Regions from separate parts of the Homo sapiens genome. Here region 2 is linked to region 1. Evidence: read pairs that join two places in POLR2A ChIA-PET (ENCODE). Cell type or tissue: Panc1. All regions are shown on one strand. Links, peaks and the distances in the headings refer to the core of each region. The heading gives the core; the rest is flanking DNA.

Evidence for each region. Peaks named below come from ENCODE experiments on the same cell type or tissue, not always from the same donor. Only the 100,000 strongest peaks of a DNase experiment are listed, where the experiment ranks them.
Region 2: POLR2A ChIA-PET joins it to region 1 with 15 read pairs; 14 of 35 experiments call an interaction of 5 or more read pairs at or near these places.

What each region holds. Positions count from the first base shown.
Region 1 is chr1:8,648,973-8,659,155 of GRCh38, reverse strand. RERE (arginine-glutamic acid dipeptide repeats) reads left to right here. Exons shown (of 23, transcript NM_001042681.2): 2 at 2,715-3,183. The coding sequence starts at 2,859. Among named protein-coding and RNA genes, the nearest start is that of SNORD128, 160 kb to the right of the region's middle. RefSeq lists an enhancer at 7,034-7,113. In Panc1, for the core only: no CTCF peak of the experiment used is centred there; no DNase peak of the experiment used is centred there.
Region 2 is chr1:8,713,945-8,724,127 of GRCh38, reverse strand. All of the region lies in intron 1 of RERE (arginine-glutamic acid dipeptide repeats), which reads left to right. Among named protein-coding and RNA genes, the nearest start is that of RERE, 99 kb to the left of the region's middle. RefSeq lists a silencer at 2,789-3,029. In Panc1, for the core only: CTCF peaks have their summits at 4,817 and 5,017; no DNase peak of the experiment used is centred there; H3K27ac peaks cover 1,678 bases.

The DNA.
Region 1 (10,183 bases), core at 3,202-8,201:
GTTTATGACTATCTGTTTAGCAGACGGTTCATCTGGGCAAAACTTTTGTAGGCAGTGATAATTTTTCCTTTTCTTGAAATATGTTTAGAAAATGGAAATCCTGTTTGAAACAGCATGTTTCTTACATAGAAGGAAGTAATCTAGTTTTGTGCTACATGCGTTCCTTCTTCTAATGTAGCTTATGATGCATGATTGCTCCTTCATCACCTATCTTCCAAAGACTAAATACTTTCTATTTTGCTGAATGTCTAAGGATATTTGAGATGCTTATGAGGAGGTCTTTTCTGGTAAGAGGTTTGACCTAAGAGCGCTGCAGAGAATATATGGTAATTGTTATGGTTTTAGCATGACCAAAGAGAATTTTCTTTTTTCTTTCTTTCTTTCTTTCTTTTTTTTTTTTGAGATGGAGTCTCTCTCGTTGCCCAGGCTGGAGTGCAGTGGCACGATCTCAGCTCACTGCAACCTCTGCCACCTGGGTTCAAGCGGTTCTCCTAACTCAGCCTCCCGAGTAGCTGGGACTACAGGTGTCCACCACCACGCTCGGCTAATTTTTTGTATTTTTAGTAGAGATGGGGTTTCACCGTGTTAGCCAGGATGGTCTCGACCTCCTGACCTCGTGATCTGCCCACCTCGGCCTCCCAAAGTGCTGGGATTACAGGTATGAGCCACCATGCCTGGCTGACCAAAGAGAATTTTCTCTGCATCTGAAGCATGTAACTGCAAACTGATTTGTTTGTGGTTGTCAAGTAAAGAGGACCAATCTTTTGTTTGTTTATATGCACTGTTTCCTTTCTCACCCTAGTTGCATGAGAAACAGAAGCTTCTTAGATTGATCGGTTGCCTCCTTTTGTTGCATTTGAGCATTGAGAACAAGGACCATGAGTTTTCTCCTCCATTGTGGTTTTAGTTCTAACACTTGGCACATAGTATTTAGTAAAGATTTGTTGAATAAGTGAGATAGGGTATTGGGGAAGATCATAAGAAAAACAAAAGATAAATTATTTATTTATAAATTTATTGTTAGGTCTATTCCAAAACTGACTTAGAAAGACAAAATTTTTTCCTGCTATAAAATATCTGTAAGAACTGTGTTAGCTTGGAGTTTGGGATTCACTTTTCCCATTGCAGACGCTTAAAAACCTCAAGACTTTTCTTGTTGGGTTTCTTTTTGGGGAGTACTTTATTAGGGATACCATTTATAGTAGAAATCTGGAAGACTGTAAAAACCACTTAATATTCCCGAAAGATGGAAGCTTGTTTCTGGAAGCTGTTATGTTTTGTTAAGGCAGAGACAATACATTTTCTTTTCTTTATTGAGATGGAGTCTTTTGCCCAGACTGGAGTGCAGTGGTGTGATCTCGGCTCACTGTAACCTCTGCCTCCTAGGTTCAAGCGATTCTCCTGCCTCAGCCTCCCAAGTAGCTGGGACTATAGGCGTGTGCCACTGTGCCCAGCTACTTTTTGTGTGTTTAGTAGAGACAGAGTTTCACCACGTTGGCCAGGCTGGTCTCGAACTTCTGACCTCACGTGATCCCCCTGCCTTGGCCTCCCAAAGTGCTGTGATTACAGGTGTGAGCCACCACGCCTGGCCAGTAATACATCTTTAGAGAGATCATTTTCCTTGGAACATAACTGAAAATGGTAGGATGAAAAGATGTGTAAAATGTAACTGAAGGTGGAAAAATCTTGCTCTGAAGCTCTCACTTTCGTTTGAGTTAAATATTATTTTTATTCTTGAAGGAAGTTCTGGGAGTTTGTAGAAGTAGCCAGAAAATATCTTTAGAATATAGTGCTCTATGCGATATCCTGAGACTTTTTTTTCTTTTCTTCTTCTTTTTTTTTTTTTTTTGAGACGGAGTCTCTCGCTCTGTCGCCCAGGCTGAAGTGCAGTGGCACAATCTCGGCTCACTACAAGCTCCGTCTCCTGGGTTCACGCCATTCTCCTGCCTCAGACTCCTGAGTAGCCGGGACTACAGGCGCCCGCCACCACACCCAGCTAATTTTTGTTGTATTTTTTAGTAGAGACAGGGTTTTACCACATTAGCAAGGATGATCTTGATCTCCTGACCCCGTGATCCATCTTCCTCGGCCTCCCAAAGCGCTGGGATTACAGGCGTGAGCCACCGCGCCCGGCCTATCCTGAGACATTTTTGACAGTGCTGCAAACTATTACTATTTTTTCAGGTAGAAATATTTTATTTTATGTTGGAGATGGGATCTCGCTTTGTTGCCAGGGTTGGTCTTGAACTCCTGGCTTCAAGTGGTCCTTCTGGCTTGGCCTCTCAAAATGCTGGGATTACAAGGCATGAGCCGCAGTGCCTGGCCTGGAAATAATTTTTACTACAGATTCTTTCCTCTTTAAATTAATATTATGAGTTATGAAGCTCCTTTTGTATAATAATACCCATTATATGTTGTCTACCAGGGTATTGGTTTGCTTTTTCTTTAAAAAGGAGAAAACATGTAAGGTGGAGGAAGTGTAGTTTACTCTTAGGCATTCAGACAGTTTTTATTATTGGTGTCATAAAAAACCCCAAACCATTTGCTGAGACCAAAAACTGTAGTTTTTAAATTTTAACACTTAATTTTTCTCCTGTGGCTTGTGCGAAGTTTTTAGGTGTAAAGCATGAATAAGTAAGAGATTCATTTAACAAAACATTATTTTAGGAAACAAATATGAAAAAGCGTTAAAACCATTCTTTTTTCTCTCCTAGCATTTTTGAAACGTTGGGGTTGTTGGAGTGGTTGGATTTTCCCTGGAATTGAGTGAGAAATTCAGAAGACTGAAGCCCAGGCTTACTGTCTACCTTTCACGGAGGCCTAGCCGTGAGAGGACAGAAGAAGGCACGTGGCGAATCATGACAGCGGACAAAGACAAAGACAAAGACAAAGAGAAGGACCGGGACCGAGACCGGGACCGAGAGAGAGAGAAAAGAGACAAAGCAAGAGAGAGTGAGAATTCAAGGCCACGCCGGAGCTGTACCTTGGAAGGAGGAGCCAAAAATTATGCTGAGAGTGATCACAGTGAAGACGAGGACAATGACAACAATAGTGCCACCGCAGAGGAGTCCACGAAGAAGAATAAGAAGAAACCACCGAAAAAAAAGTCTCGTTATGAAAGGACAGATACCGGTGAGATAACATCCTACATCACTGAAGATGATGTGGTCTACAGACCAGGAGGTAAGGAGCCTTACGTTTGGGTCTTGCCAATGTTTACAGTGGGGGAATGATCTTGGCATTATGGTGAAATAAATACGCTTTGTACACTTTAAGGAAGGCTTGGAATCTAGAAGAGTAGGAAACTTAATTTGGTAAACATGTGACCCACTTTTGGTCAGTTAGGTTCACCCACTTCTTGCTTGTGTCTGCCTTAATTTGCTCTTGTGTCCTGGTTTATGCATTCATGAGTTCTTTTCTTATTTTCCTGTGCTGCTTGTTCTCTAACTGGACCATCTGCTTAGTATTTTTTTGTCTTTTGAATTCATGCTTGCTTTTTAATCTTCAATCATAAATGAGACTGTGGTGACCCTGCAGAATTGACTGCTTGGTGGAGACAAGTAAACCTTAAGATTCTTGGAAACAGGAAATTTTACCTTGGGACAGGATCGACCAGACTCTAGAGAGGTACTTTTTAAAAATGGCCTTTAGGCCAGGCATGGTGGCTCACGCCTGCAATTCTAGCACTTTGGGAGGCTGAGGCGGGTGGTGACCTGAGGTCAGGAGTTCGAGACCAGCCTGACCAACATGATGAAACCCTGTCTCTACTAAAAATACAAAAATTAGCTGGGCTCGGTGGTGTGCACCTCTAATCCCAGCTACTTGGGAGGCTGAGACGGGAGAATTGCTTGAACCCAGGAGGTGGAGGTTGCAGTCAGCCGAGATCACACCACTGCACTCCAGCCTGGGCAACAGAGCGAGTCTCCGTCTCAGAAAAAAAAAAAAGCCCTGAAGATCAGAGATGTATTGCTCCTGCTAACTTCCTTTTCCAAAAATTTGAGCTTCAGGCTCTCTAATCAACAATAATAGAAGTAGTCATCTAACCTGCTTGGTTTTCCAGAAAATGTATTATGGTCACACCAGTATATTGTGGCTTATAGCATTGCTCAAAAAAAGACAGACTCAACTTTTAGATGAGATCAGGGAAACAAGTGAGTCAAAACCTGTTGAACACTAGCAAAGCCTTTCCTTTTCATTTGATGTATTGTGTGTATTAAGACACCTTTTTTAGGCTGGGCACAGTGTAATCCCAGCACTTTGGGAGGCGGAGACAGAAGGATTGCTTGAGCTCAGGAGTTCAAGACCAGCCTGGGCAACGTAGTGAGACCCCCATCTTTACAAAAAATTTTTACAAATTAGCTGGGCCTGGTGGCACACACCTGTAGTCCCAGCTATTCAGGAGGCTGAGGCAGGAGCATCACTTGAGTCTGGGAGGTCGAGGCTGTAGTGAAGCATGATTGCACCACTGCTTTCTAGCCTGGGCAACAGAGCAAGACCCTGTCTCAAAAAAAAAAACAAAAAAAAACAAAACAAGATCCTTTCTTACAGAAGCCAGTAAAACCTAGGTGAAATCATTTTGTTTGAGTTACTTTTACTGTTGAAGAGTGACATGAATTTTGTATGAGATGTAATTAGCAGATTAAAGCTGCCCATTTTTATGTTTTTCTGAGAAGGAGATTAAAATACTTCACTGTGTTATGTCCATAATCTGGAACAATCATTTTACTGAGGAATGCTGTTACTGTTATGAACTTCACGTCAAGTTCCAGATTTTCATTCTCCCACACAGGAGTTTTTTAAATTTCAAAAGATGTCAGTGGGGCTGGGCACGGTGGCTCATGACTGTAATCCCAGCACTTTGAGAGGCTGAGGCGGCGGGAGGATTGCTTGAGTAGTGTGGAGACCAGCCTGGGCAACATAGTGAGACCGTATCTCTGCAAAACAGTAAAAAATTAGCTGGGAGTGTGATGAGACTGCAGTCCCAGCTACTCAGGAGGCTGAGGTAGAAGAATCCCTTGAGCTCAGGAGGGCAAGGCTGCAGTAAGCCCCGTTCACATCATAGCACTGCAGCCTGTGCAGCAGAGCAAAACCCTGTCTCCACCCCTCCCCCCCGCAAAAAAAAAAAAAGTCAGTGCTAGAACTTAATACAGACAAATTTGCATTCACAGCTACAATTTCTTGGTTGGAGATTAACTGAGAAGGTATTTGTGTGATATAAATTGATCAGAGTGGAGGTTTTAGAGCAGTTAGAAATCTGCTGTAACGATTAAATGATGTGTGTAGGTTACAGTACTGTCTGTATTTATCTTTGATGTAGACTCAGCTATTGGGCAGTAAGAATTTCTTAGTGACTGAAGAATCTCTCAGAGTTACCACAGATTGCTTGTTTAGGGCGTACGCACATCTAAATCATGGGAAAGGAACAAAACATGTTAACCCTTTTTTTTTTTTTTTTTTTTTTGAGGTGGAGTCTCGCTCTGTTGCTTAGGCTGGAGTGCAGTGGCGCGATCTTGGCTCACTGCAAGCTCCGCCTCCCGGGTTCACGCCATTCTCCTGCCTCAGCCTCCCCAGTAGCTGGGACTACAGGCGCCCACCACTGCGCCCAGCTAATATTTTGTATTTTTAGTAGAGACGGGGTTTCACCGTGGTCTCGATCTCCTGACCTCGTGATCTACCCGCCTCGGCCTCCCAAAGTGCTGGGATTACAGGCGTGAGCCATCGCGCCTGGCCAACTCTTTTAGATATAGATTACATTATGATAACTTCAGTATAAGGAAAGATTTACTTTTTTATTATCCTTTCTCTTGATAACAATTTAATGTGGTAATACAGTTTGGATCACTGTCAAAAGGCAAGCTGCCTTGTGCAGTATTGAATGCTAACCTTTCTCAGCATTTATAATATGGAACGTTATTCTGGTGTCAGTGGGGACATTTCACCAAAAATAGTAGTCAAATATGTGTGGAAAATGCTGCCTGTACAGTCTCCCTCATGAGAGAGTCAGAATTAGTGACTCCAAGAAGCCCGACAGTTAAGGAAACCTCTTTAACATGAAAAACACCGGCTATTTTTCCCATTTATGGGACTGTGGCACCCTGTTTCTGCTGAGTATCTCCCTAAAAATAGAAATAAACCAACAAACCACAAACAGTCTTGGATCTGGGCACAGTGGCGTGTGCTTTTAGTCTCGGCTACTTGTGAGACTGAAGTGGGAGGATCTCTTGAGCACAGGAGGTCAAGGTTGCAGTGCTCTATGATTGTAGTGAAATTTTTACAAATTAGCTGGGCGTGGTGAACTATGATTATAGGAAGTCCTCCTGATAATGATTTGGCTGTGTGTCCTCACCCAAATGTCACCTTGAATTGTAATAATCCCCACGTGTCAAGGTCGGGACTAGGTGGAGATAAATGAATCATGGGGGCAGTTTCCGCCATCATGTTCTTATGATAGTGAGTGAGTTCTCACAGGATATGATGGTTTTATAAGGGGCCTTTCCACCTTTGCTCAGCCCTTCTCTCTCTTACTGTCATATGAGAAGGATGTGTTTGTTTCTCTTTCCACCATAATTGTAAGCTTCCTAAGGCCTCCCCAGCCCTGTGGAATTGTGGATCAATTAAACCTCTGTCCTTTATAAATAACCCAGTCTGAGGCAGTTCTTTATAGCAGCGTGAGAATGGACTAATACACCTCCCTTCTTGAGTCTGGAAGAATATGTGAAGGGAGATTGCTAAGGACTTATTTACAGAATGGTTCTTAAAGTGCTTGGGCAAGAACTATGTATTTGTGGAGGCTGGTAGTGTTTCAGTGAATCTGAAAACCTTTGTGACATGTGAGAAAGGTATGCTGTCTCTGAAAGCTAAGTGTATTATGAAGGATCTATAAAGGCCACACATGGTTTGGAAGATTTCCGTGGCACCCAGAGCAAGACAGCTCCATGTGAGGCACCCTTTTGCTTGAGTGGGGGCTGTGCCTTTGCATCCTGCCAGGTCCAGTGGATGTCTATTTGGTAAGGAGACTGTCTTTGACCTTCTCAGTGGTTTCCTTTCGTTTTGGTGATGGATTTGAAGCTGAGTTAGCTGCCTTCTCCAAACAGCTTTTTCTCTAAATGAGTATTTGTTAAATATTGTCTGTTCTTTAGGGTTACTTAAACTGAAGAATCAGAAGTAGGGTGCTGGGCTGGGCAAGGTGGCTCACACCTGTAATCCCAGCACTTTGAGAGTCTCAGGTGGGAGGATCACTTGAGGCCAGGAGTTTAAGGCTGCAGTGAACTACATGCCATTATATTACAGCCTGGGTGACAGAGCAAGACTGTCTCTTAAAAAACAAAAAACAAAACCAAAAAAACCAGCAGAGTACTGTGATTAGATTCCCAGATGGGGGTTGAGTTTTTTCTTTCCTTTGTTTTGTTTCCTGATTTTTTTTTTTTTTCTTTTGAGACAGGGTATTGCTCTGTCATCCAGGCTGTCAGTGGTATGATCACAGCTCACTGCAGCCTTGACCTCCCAGGCTCAAGTCATCCTCCTGCCTTGGCTTCCCAAAGTGCTGGGATTATAGGCCTAAGCCACTGCACCTGGTCTTTTACTTTCTTGATATAAACTACTACAATAACATCCTTTGTTAGTGATGAAAAACCATTATCCTCACCCACTTGCAGAGATCCTGTGTGCTTAGTTGTATCTTAAAAGCTTAGGATCTGTGGAGAATGTTGTAAAGGATATCTTCAATGGATTACTAGCTTAAAAAAAAACAGAGAGTCTCACTCTGTCGCTCAGACTGGAGGGTAGTGGCGTGATCATAGTTAACCACATCCTCGAACTCCTGGGCTCAATTGCTTCTCCTGCCTCAGCCTCTTGAGTAGCTAGGACTACAGGTGTGCTTACACCTGGCCTATTAACAATTTTTTTGTAGAGATGGGGTCTTGCTATGTTATTCAGGCTGGTCTTGAACTCCTGGCCTCAAGTGATCCTCCTGCCTCCATCTCCCAAAGTCTTGGGGTTATAGGTATGAGCCACTGCATCTGGCCAAATTACTAGTTTTTAAATGGTAGATTTTTTTTTTTGAGACGTAGTCTCAGCCTGTTGCCCAGGCTTGATGCAGTTGTGAGATCTCAACTCACTGCAACCTCTGCCTCCTGGGTTCAAGCAATTCTCCTGCCTCAGCCTCCTGAGTAGCTGGGATTACAGGCACGTGGCACTACACCCAGCTAATTTATTTTTATTTATTTATTTATTTAATTTAATTTAATTTTTATTTTTTTTTGAGATGGAGTCTCACTCTGTCGCCAGGCTGGAGGGCAGTGGTGCGATCTCGGCTCACTGCAACCTCCGCCTCCTGGGTTCAAGCGATTCTCCTGCCTCAGCCTCATAAGTAGCTGGGATTACAGGCGCGTGCCACCATGCCCAGCTAATTTTTGTGTTTTTAGTAGAGACGGGGTTTCACCATGTTGGCTAGGATGGTCTCGATCTCCTGACTTTGTGATCTGCCCGCCCCGGCCTCCTAAAGTGCTGGGATTACAGGCGTGAGCCACTGCTCCTGGCCTAATTTTTGTATTTTTTGTAGAGACAGGGTTTTACCACATTGGCTAGGCTGGTCTCGAACTCCTGACCTCAGGTGATCCACCCACCTTGGCCTCCCAAAGTGCTGGGATTACAGACGTGAACCACCGCTTCCAAGTGAATAGATCTTTAATACTCATTTATTTCTATGGGATATAAAGCACAAATTAAGATTTTTCAAATATTTATTGCTTTCTACATCTCTGAATTGGTTTTACTACTCAGAATAAGTATAAATTATAGGGACCTCTCGAAATGTCACTGAGAATGAGCATAGCAGGGATACTTTGAGGATAAAGGTAGGCTTTCATATAATCATACTTTTCTGTCCCAAGCTATATTTAAATTGTTTAGTGTTTAGAAGCATGTGATCTTATGGAGAAATTAAATATTATTTAGAATTTATCACTACGGTTTAATCTCATGCGTTGTCACAACCAGGTCTTTTTCACCTTTGCTGCTAAACTCTGGGATTACCTTAATTTTGTCCTTAGGAGCTCAGCATAATAGATTTTGTTACTTACACTGCCCATGTTCCCGCCTGCCTCGGGGCCTTTGCACTTGCTCTTCTCGTCTCGGTAACACACTTAATTCTTATCTTTTCTTAAGCTCTGCCACCCCAGTGTCACTGCCTTTCTCCCAGGTTAGTCAAATACATTTCCTTAATAAATACTGTTATAGCCTTTTTTGTATCTTTTCTTCTAGCACTTAGAACAGTAATAATTTTATTAGGATTAATAAGTCTCCCTTCTCCAAAAAAACAGCAATTCTTATTTTCCCCCACTCATCATTGAATTCCTGCCATCTACTGACAATAGTGTACACATAGTGTGTATTCCATAATATATATACATTTTTTTTTTTTTTTTTGAGACGGAGTCTTGCCCTGTCATGCAGGCTGGAGTGCAGTGGTGCAATCTCAGCTCACTGCAACCTCCGCCTCCTGGGTTCAAGTGATTCTCCTGCCTCATCTTCGAGAGTAGCTGGGATTACAGGCGTGTGACACCACGCCCGGCTAATTTTTGTGTTTTTAGTAGAGTCAGGGTTTCACCATGTTGGCCAGGCTGGTCTCGAACTCCTGACCTCAAGTGATCTGCCCACCTCGGCCTCCCAAACTGCTGGGATTACAGGTGAGAGCCACCGCGCCCAGCCTGTATTCCATAATATTTGTTGAATAAAGAAATTTCTAGAAACATTAAAAAAAATTATTGACTCATTGATGATGTTAAAATTAGAATAAGACTTCTGGAAGTCTGTTTTGTATTACTTCCCAATGAATGATTTAACAGACTTGTTTAAAAATAAAACCAAAACAAAAACCTTGTGGGGCTCTATTGTATATTGTCCTTGAGTCAGATCTAACTTCTTTGTTGTCTGTCAGCCATTACTCCTGTTTTGAGATGACTGTCACGGTAACAAATTGATTTATTACACAGCTGTGTGCAGCCAGATTTTCCTTCTGGGCTTCTTTAGCATAGGATATTGATTTCTGGAGTTTGCTGTAGGTGGCATATTAATTTCTTTCTACTGTTTTCAGTTAGGTTCTAGGAAATTTGATTCCTTTATTTCTGGTGTAGGTAGAACTGGTTAAAAAACTAACTTCATATTATTGTGAGATTTTTTTTTT
Region 2 (10,183 bases), core at 2,653-7,652, 66 kb before region 1:
ATCATTTTAAATAGTGACTTTCTAGGGATAGAATATCTTTGGTAAAGATAAAAGCTGGTTTTTGTCAGATGTTAAATGTAGAAAATTGAGAAGGGCTATGGAACAAAATCTTTGATTTACAAGTTGACAAAATGCTGGAACACACAGAGACTATATAGATTCATTTGATATAAGAGCTTCATTTAAGGGAAGGAATTCAAGGCTCTTTCAGCTTGTGATTTCTATTTTGGTGTATTCTGTCCCCACCTAATGATTTATACAATGTGATGATGGTAATTCAGAGCTAGAAAGTAGGTTGTTTCTGGTTTCAGTCCTTCTTTTTATCTGAAATACTGAAAGAGCCGAACTGTATTCTGTACAGGTAGTGGTTACTTTTCTTCTGCTTAGACTTAAAAACACAGCCTGTTTGTTAGCTTTTGTTGGCACCAAATAGTACTTGGACAGTATATATTTCACAGCGACATATTTTTTCTACCTAACATTAAGCACTTGCTTAATTTGAAGAACTGTTCTGTTGAGCCTGCCTAAGACAAAATTTCAGTGTACATAGCACAGTCTGAATTAATAGAACTCAAACTTACTAGGCCATGAAAATGGCTTAATCAACAGTGAACCCTTTAAAGACCTTGTCAGGTAGTGTTCTAATAGTGATTTTAGAAAAAAAAACAATGATTAGTGTTTAAAGATACTCTTTGTTTTAGAGTTTGTTTTCTTTTTTAAAGCCCTCTTGAGTAACTTCTGGGGTTGTGCCTATGTTCTGTTTAGAGGGAAAAAAATTGCATTTCTATACTTTATATTGAACCACAGCCATTCAGTCTAATTACTAATCTCTTCTTGGTAGAAGTCCTTTCAGACTGAATTGTTTATTCTTCCTTATCTCTAACCTGAGGGTATATTGTTGCTGAGTTGTTAGATTTTATTCTTCTTTGTTGTCATTCTGCAGTTTCGATTCCTACCTCCCCCTCCCATTTTGGTGATGGATGGCTGATCTGATGTTTGTGAGGCATTCAGGATTTGATAGCTGTGTTAAGAGAGACTCAGCATTCCTTTCTGGACACCTTCTCTTTTCTCTGTTGAAAGTTCTGAATCGTTTGTGCTGTCAGTAGTTTTTGATAGGTAGAGGGTCAAAGACAACTCTGTTGATTAATTGAATTTCCATGTCAAATAGCTTTTTATTTTGAGGTATAGAGCCTGAGTTTAAATGCAGGTTCTGAAACTAACTACATAGTCCTCTCTCAGTATTCGTGGGGGATTGGTTCCAGGACCATCGGTGGGTACCAAAATCCACACACATTCAAGTTCTTTAAATAACATGGTGTCGTATTTGCATGTAACCTATGCACATCCTCCAACATACTTTAGACCATATCCTCCCTTATACTTTACATCGTCTCCAGATTACTTATAGTATTCAGTGCAATGTAAAGGCCATGTAAATAGTTATTATACTGTATTGTTTATGGAATAAAGACTTAAAAAATTCTATACATGTTTAGTACAGAAGCAACCATCCTTTTTTTGTTCCTCCAAATATTTTCAGTCCGTGGTTGGTTGAAACCACAGATGTGGAACCCAGGGATATGAAGGCCAAGTCTGTGGCTTTATTGAACAGATGTTACTTAACACCTTTGTCTCTTGGTTTGCTCACTTATAAAAGAGGAGGTAATAATAGTGCCTATCCTGTAGGAATATTGTCATATATGTATAATACTTACAGCAGTACCTGGTGTACAGTTAGCACTCAATAAATATTAGTATCGCTGTCATTATAGTTTGGATGAAAAAGCTAATGGGAGTTTTAAGTAGAAAAGGGATGTTACCAGAATTGAGTTTCAGAAACATTGGTTTGATAGCCAAGGGGAAGGTAGATGGGTGCTAGGTTAGCAAAGGTTGAGGCAGGAAGACCTGTGCGTGGATTGAGTTGTGTTTCTGTCAGAAGACACAATTACAACAAATATCGTTTAAAGATTTCAGTTGGCTTTATTTGTGGTTCTAGAATTGGGCAATACCTTATGAAGTAGAATAAATGTAAGCATTCCAATGAGTGCAGTAGAGGAGGTTGGCTTCATAGACAGAAAAAGGGCTGAAGAAAGCAGAAACAAAGAACAAAAAGCACCAGTAGACTTCCCTGATGTAGGGTTGCCAAAGCCTTCAGTTTGCTAGGTGAGAAAAAGTAGTATCTGCAAAGCGCAGCAAAGCAAATGCAATGAAATGAGATATGCTGGTAGCTGACTGTTCAGCTCCGTGTTACTGCTGTCAAGACAGAGATAAGGGTTTATGTTATTAAGATGATTTAGTTTTGAGTTTTGAGGTTAGCTAGCACTGAGGGACCCATCTTACATATTTAAGCAGTCAGAAAGGAGAACATATTTTTGCCAGATAGTAATTAAAATTTCTAATAGAGGCCAGCAACCCTTCCAACAGAGAGAAAGCAGGTGTGAGACCAAGTCACCAAATCCCATTGGTCCTGGTCAGGTGCCTCACTTCTCACCAGAAGAGGTTTTAAGAATCTCTTGCCAGGCACGGTGGCTCACATCTGTAATCCCGGCATTTTGGGAGGCTGAGGCAGGCAGATCCCCTGAGGTCAGGAGTTTGAGAATGGCCTGGCCAACATGGTGAAACCCTCTCTCTATTAAAAATAGAAAAAAATTAGCTGGGTGTGGTAGTGGGCACCTTCAGTCTCAGCTACTCGGGAGGCTGAGGCAGGAGAACTGCTTGAACCTAGGAGACGGAGGTTACAGTGAGCCGAGGTTGGGCCACTGCACTCCAGCCTGGGCAACAGAGCGAGACTCCTTCTAAAAAAATAATAATAAAAAAGTCTTGAGTGGAAAAATACAAAAACTCTTTCGGTTCAACTCTTCCATTTCCTGAGATCTTGTGTTCAGGCCTGCAGGGAAGTCCCAGGCTGTCGTTCAGGGGCTTGGGGAAGCAGACCTCTGCAGTGCTCCCAGTTGTCTGAGGAATGCAGTGTTAACTGTCCAAGTTTTACCAGCCTAGGGCAGTGTCTTCAAGGTGGGCTCCTTCTAAGATGACCTATCGGGTACCTGAGAAATACTAAAACAACTTTTTTTTTTGAGATAGAGTCTCGCTCTGTCACCCAGGCTGGTGTGTGGTGGTGATCTCGGCTCACTGCAACCTCCGCCTCCTGGGTTCAAGCAGTTCTCTTGCCTCAGCCTCCTGAGTAACTGGGATTGCAGGTGTGCATCACCATGTCTGGCTAATTTTTGTAATTTTAGTAGAGACGGGGTTGCACCGTGTTGGTCAGGCTGGTCTCAAACTCCTGACCTCAAGTAATCCGCCCTCTTCAGCCTCCCAAAGTGTTGGGATTACAGGCGTGAGCCACTGTGCCCGGCTAGATTTTTAATTTTAATGGAGCCTGGATGTTTCATGTACAAGTAACGTATTTTGGGATGTGTGCTTCTTGTCTACTCTTGGGGTTATACAATTATAAGAACTCCCCTACAGTGGCCTATGAGGCCTACCCTGACCTTGGACTCGACTCGTCCGTTGCCGGCACCCTCCACCCTCAGTTGTGTTCTAGTCCTGCCGGCTCGCTTGCTCTCTCTTGCTCGTTCTTGTTCTCTCTCTCTCTCTTGCTCTCTCTCTGACTCTGTCTGTCTGTCTCTCTTCTCTCTCCAGCTGGTACCTACCCTCTGCATATGTTTAATCCTTCTTGCTCTACTTTTTTTTCTTAGCACTTACTGCCTTTGAATATTGTGTGAAATTTATAGAATACAAAAAAATCTGTTGGTTATTGTTTGTTTCTCCCTGCAGAATGTAAACCCCTTGAGGTCAGGAGTGTCTTTCTACTTTGTTCATAGATGTATTCTAAGTGCTTGTGCTGTTTTTTTTTTTTTTGAGATGGAGTCTTGCTGCCGCCAGGCTGGAGTGCTGTGGCGCGATCTCGGCTCATTGCAACCTCTGCCTCCTGGGTTCAAGCGATTCTCCTGCCTCAGCCTCCTGAGTAGCTGGCACTACAGGCGTGCACCACCATGCCCAGCTAAATTTTTTTTTTTTTGTATTTTTAGTAGAGGCAGGGTTTCACCATGTTGGCCAGGATGGTCTCGATCTCTTGAAATCATGATTTGCCCGCCTCAGCCGCCCCAAAGCATCTGGCACATATTAGGGCTTGTAAGTTCCATTAATGAGTGAGTAAATTATTCAGGAAGATTTGGGAATACAAAAATGAATCAAACGTGCTCCATGCCCTGAGTTGCTTCATATAGCAGCAAAGACCAATTTATATGAAAATAATTTTAAGTCTGTGAGAAACGCAGCAGTAGAATTATATGGAGGGTAGAGAGGTGACAGTAATAAGGAGGTGATTAATTCTCTGGGGGTGGTGGTAGACACATAAGCATTTAAATAATGTAAATGTTTTGAAAATGTGACAGTTTTTAACCCATTAACTGTTGTGGTAGGCTTACTTTCGCTTGTCCAGAGAAAATGGAAATGAAGATTATTTGAATACAGTGTGCTTGTGACTCTGTAGAAACTTGTCTTTGATAGACATCTATGTAAGCTGAATTAAGCAGAGGGCAAATCTCTGTCATTTGTTCCTCTATGTTTATGTTGTATAATTTGGTGTCATTTCAATCATTTCATGATTCCTGTTTTAGTAAATTTATAGTAGGGTGCCTGTTGGTAGTATATCAATGTTCCTCACCCCCTCCTTTGTTTCTAATACACCCTGGATCCTTTTGGATATTTAATAATTACCTTAAGGATGCTAATTTGGGACAAAATGAGTCATTTAGGGGTGGATTACTTTATTTCATCAAAATCATTGAACAGAGTGCTTGGACAATAATGTTTTGACATTGCCCAGCTGCTGTGTGGCTCCACTGTGCTCTCCCTAGTGGTGACTGATGAAGGGGAGAGAGGAGGCAGGAAAGGGGCTTGCTCCTGAGACAGGCACTACCTTTTGTGATGGATGCTCTGCTTGCAGAACCCAGCTGAGCATCTGTCCGGACACACTCCTTCCCAGTTCACATAAATAATGTAGCAGTGATAGTAACAAGGATGAAAAGCAAAATGCTGATTTTGCTGCCCCCTGCCTGTTTCTTTTTTTTAGTGGGGTGATGTACTTCACAGACAAATAATGAATTACCACCCTCACTGTTGGGGTGATTTAGGCCCTCCTTTAATTGTTTTAATCAGGTTTTTACAATAAGTCGATGACAGAGTCCAAGATGACACGGTTAATGGTGTCTGGCATTCACTGAGCATTTCCTGTGTGCTGTGCACTCCATCCAAGGCCTTGCTTGAATTATTTCATTTCATCTCCATGATAACCTTGTGCAGTGGGTACTGTTATTAACCACATTGTATAGATGGGCATATGGAGACTTTCCCAAGGTTATGCAGTTAGAAAATCTTAGATTAGGAGAACCCTGGCCATCTGACTCCAGAGCTAGAGACCTTTACCACTAGGCTAAATTTGCTGAAGACTGGGAAGCTCAGTCAGAACTAAGGATGAAATGTTGCTGCCTGCTCTTAGAGTACCAGATGAAGAGAGTCACCTACCATTTAAAATCACCCAGCAAAATAGGTAGGACTAAACTTCACTATTGATGAAATTAAACCACAGCTTTATTCTCAGAACTAAACAAAAAAATTCAGCTGTTCAGTGCATTGAGGTTGGTGATCCATTGGCTTGCACCATTTCTCTTTTCTCATGAAATAGAAGGCATTTCTGCCTTTGCTGTGTAATTTGCTTGATTTTCTTCATTTTGCCGCTCTTTGGTGTAGAAACGGGCACCCTGCTTCAGCTGGTGGGGACTAAAAACTAATAGGAGGAAAGGCAAAATTCTTATCTGACCCTGTTTTTTAAAGAAATCTTGTCAAGTTCTAGAAATCTAACGGCTTTAGAATTTATGATTTTAGGAACTTATATGAAAGTCCTAATGTTTTCTAAGGTAAATTGACTGCTTACTTTCTTTCATACATTGTGCTTGCTCTTGTTCTTACTCTCACATTCTGCTTTAGTAAAGAAATGGAGGACATAACAGGGATACTATTGGTAAAACAGATGTTTCTGACTTGAAATTGCATGCACTTATGGTCTTGTGTGTTAACCACTCTTAACAACTGTGTTTACTATTGAAACTGGAAATACAGACTTTGATTATAGTTTTTCCAGCTTGCCTGGTACTATTCTCCTGTAACTGGATTATTTTTAGTTGAAATTTTTGCTCCAAGCCCTTTCCCCCTACTTAGTTGACTCTTCAATCACCACTTGGAGTGCACATGTCAGCATTCCCATGGACATTAAATACACACAGTATAGACAGCACAATGGCATCTTCTATGTGAATTATTGGACTCTTTTGATCACTTTTAATGCTGAAAATGGGATCTATCCTGGTTACCTTCCAGTCCTCTGATGAAATTTAGGGAATGTATGTCTATCTCCTTTCGAAGTTTATCCTGATAGCTATTGGTGGTCATTGTAAAATTATCTGTCTGAAACTTAACAGATTGCAAATGAAATAGGAATCTTAGTATTTATTTTGCTACTGCCTAATGATGCCTCTGTTTGAGTCATTGAATACTTTCAAAGCATAACCTTTAAGGTATGTTTCTACATCTTAATTTGCCACTTGGTGCATTTAGTTCTAACAAACCAGAACTAAAGCAAATTTTGTTTCATGAGAAACTGCTTGCCAAGCTTTAATTTAGGTCTTCTTAGAGGATTATTAATGAACTCGTGAAGTGTACATAAGCACTTTTTATTGACAAAACAATGGCATTAAAATTCAGTATTCTCAATCGATGACAAGGCGTTATTGTGTTTGAGAAATACTGAAAACTACCACTGTTGACCTAATGATTAACTTGCAATTTAGAACATGCTTGATTTTCCTTTCCCTTATCCATCTTATTCTTACTCTCTTTTTCAAAAACCATTAGCTGACTATGGAACATAATTGTGAATAAACAAATGGGTAAAATGCTAAAAATGATTTTAAAAATTCATTAAGTTTTTTGAAGCTGGATGATCTATTTGTACTTTCACCTACTGCTTCTTTTAAAAGCTGTTACTTTAGTTAGTGATGTATTTCTCATTTATACATACTAAAATTATAGTGATTGAGTTGTTATATCATTTATTTTTTAAAATTGTGATTGTGTCTTTTTCCTTTCTTTTTGGTATAAGATTATTATTATCGAGGGGCCAAATTTCAGGAGTCTTACTAGCAGGTTGCAAAATGTAGTACAGCCTGCCCTCTGAAGAAAAATAAATTTCAGTCCGATGCCTACGTCTTAAAAAGATTGATTGCTTCTTTGGCTAGGTTTTTTTTTATTCCTTTTCTTTTTTTCCATTCTGAAATTTTATTACTTTCTTCACCAGGTGATCAAAGCACATGGGTTAGTGAATTTTTTTTAAAAAAAGGTAGCAAAGATCTTCTGGGAACATTTGTGTTAATTTTTAATTTCATATGATTTTTTTTTCTAGGTAATATATGTGCACGTACTTAATCAAGTGGTGGTGTACTGTTTATTTTTTTTTGTTTGTTTATTTTAGTAGTTCCTCCCATCCTTGAGTTTCACTTCTCAGAGGCAAACTGTTTGAACTTTTAAAACCATTTATTTTGTCACTTATCTCAATATTGCTAAAGGACATGCTTATGTTTTATGTTTTATTTTTATTTTTTGAGACAGAGTCTTGCTCTGTTGCCCAGGCTGGAGTGCAGTGGTGCAGTCTTGGGTCACTGCAGCCTTGACCTCCCAGGCTCAAGTGATCCTTCAGGCTCTCAAATAGCTGGGACCACAGGTGTGTGCCCTAACACTTGGCTAATTTTTTAATTTTTTTTTTTTTTTTTTTGTAGAGATGAGATCTTGCAGTGTTGCCTAGGCCGGACTTGAACTCCTGAGCTCAAGTGATCCTGCCACCTTGGCCTCTCAAAGTGTTAGAATTATAGGCATGAGCCACCATGCCTGGCTTCTTTATCTTTTCTTTTTGTCTTTTTTTTTTCCCTCGAGATGGGGCCTTACTTTGTTGCCCAGGAAGGAGTGCAGTGGCTTGATCACTGTTCACTGCAGCTTCGCCCTCCATGGCTGAAGGGATCCTCCCGCCTCAGTCTCCCAAGTAGCTGAGACCACAGGTGTGAGCCACTGTGCCTGACCTGTTTTTATTTTCTATTTTAGACATCACTTGCTGAGTTTACCCAATGAGTAATTTAAATTTAGCCATTTAAATCTCTTCCCCGCCCGTCCCGCCCCAGACAGGGTCTTGCTCTGTCATCCAGGCTGGAATCCAGTGGCATGATCATGGCTCACTGCAACTTCTACTTTCTGGGCTCAACAATCCTCCTGCCTTAGTCTCCTGAGTAGCTGGGATTATAGGCACGCACCACTACACCTGGCTAATTTTTGTATTTTTTGTAGAGACAAGGTTTTGTCATGTTTTCCAGACTGGTCCTGAACTCTTGAGCTCAAGCAATCTGCCTGCTGTGGCCTCCCAAAGTGCTAGGATTACAGATGTGAGCCTCCTTGCCAGCCCGTCACCTTTTATATATCTTCTACTTTCTCCTCTTCCTCTTCCTTCTCATTGTGGTAATATCACCATTTGTGGTTAAATCAGTATTGAATGTTTATATTATTATTATTATTAAGACGGAGTTTCGCTCTTGTTGCCCAGGCTGGAATGCAATGGTGCAATCTCGGCTTACCAAAACCTCCGCCTCCTGGGTTCAAGCGATTCTCCTGCCTCAGCCTCCCCAGTAGCACGGATTACAGGCGCCTGCCACCACGCCTGGCTAATTTTGTGTTTTTAGTAGAGACGGGGTTTCACCATGTTGGTCAGGCTGGTCTCGAACTCCTGACCTCAGGTGATCTGCCCGCCTCGGCCTCCCAAAGTGCTGGGATTACAGGTGTGAGCCACCGCACCCAGCCGAATGTTTATATTATTATAGGCATGTATATATTGTTATAGCTTAAAACAAATATTGTGGGCTGGGCGTGGTGGCTCACGACTGTAATCCCGGCACTTTGGGAGGCCAGGACGGGCAGATCATAAGGTCAAGAGATTGAGAGCATCCTGGCGAACATGGTGAAACCCCATCCCTACTAAAAATACAAAAATTAGCCAGGCGTGGTAGCGCACGCCTGTAGTCCCAGCTATTCGGGAGGCTGAGGCAGGAGAATCACTTGAACCCAGGAGGCGGAGGTTGCAGTGAGCCAGGATCGCTCCACTGCATTCCGGCTTGGCGACAGAGTGAGACTCCGTCTTAAAAAAAAAAATTGTGGTATGATTGAATTACATTTCTTGTACAACTTCTTTCCTGGAATTAATAATTGTCTCTCTTTTGATTCTTTGTTTTGTTTTGTATGCCCCGTCTCTAAATCACCCTTAAATTTTCCAACAGAACTATTGGAAAATCAGTGTAATGGAAAATATTAATCTATAGATCAGCCTTGGTGCTATCCTCCTGGAACCCATTGCCTCATTTTGGTGTCTAGATCTGCCACTGAGTTGTTGGAAGAAGACTTCCCTTTCATATGACTCTCAGATCATTTTTCATGGCTTCTTGGTTGGGGTTCCCTCTGTTGTTTGTGAAGTATTTTCCTGAGAAGGGTACATGGGAAGTAAATGTTTTGAGGCTGTGTGTGTCTGAAAATGTCTTTATTTTATGCTCATCCTTGATTATCTCACAGTTTGGCCGGGTATAGAACTGTAGGTTGGAGACTATTTTCCTCAAAAATTTGAAGGCGTTACTCTATTGTCTTCCAATTTTCAGGAAAGACGCCAGAGCATAATACAGAATACACTCAACTGAAAGCCAGTATGGGCCTTTTAGGATGAGTTGTTACTTGAATGATGCCCCTTGGAAAGATAAAGTTATTAGAGTGATGTCTTCTGAACCATAAGGGAAAAGATAAAGTTGAGAGAATTTCATTTTACTCCCATCTGTTAAATGGCAGTAGTTCAATCCTCTCTAGAGATATTGTAGAAATAAATATTTAAAAATTTAAAGATAGCTATAACTATCAAATAGAAAATTACTTCTTGGGGTGAATGGCAAACTTTGTGGTATTAGCCATTTATGTTTGTATTTTAAAGCACTTTATCATGATAGGATTTTTCCAATCACTACCCTTTAAAAGCCAAATGAATTTTAAATTCATGTGCTATGTGTATTTTAATATTAATATTTGGATATTTTTGGCTTAAAGTTTT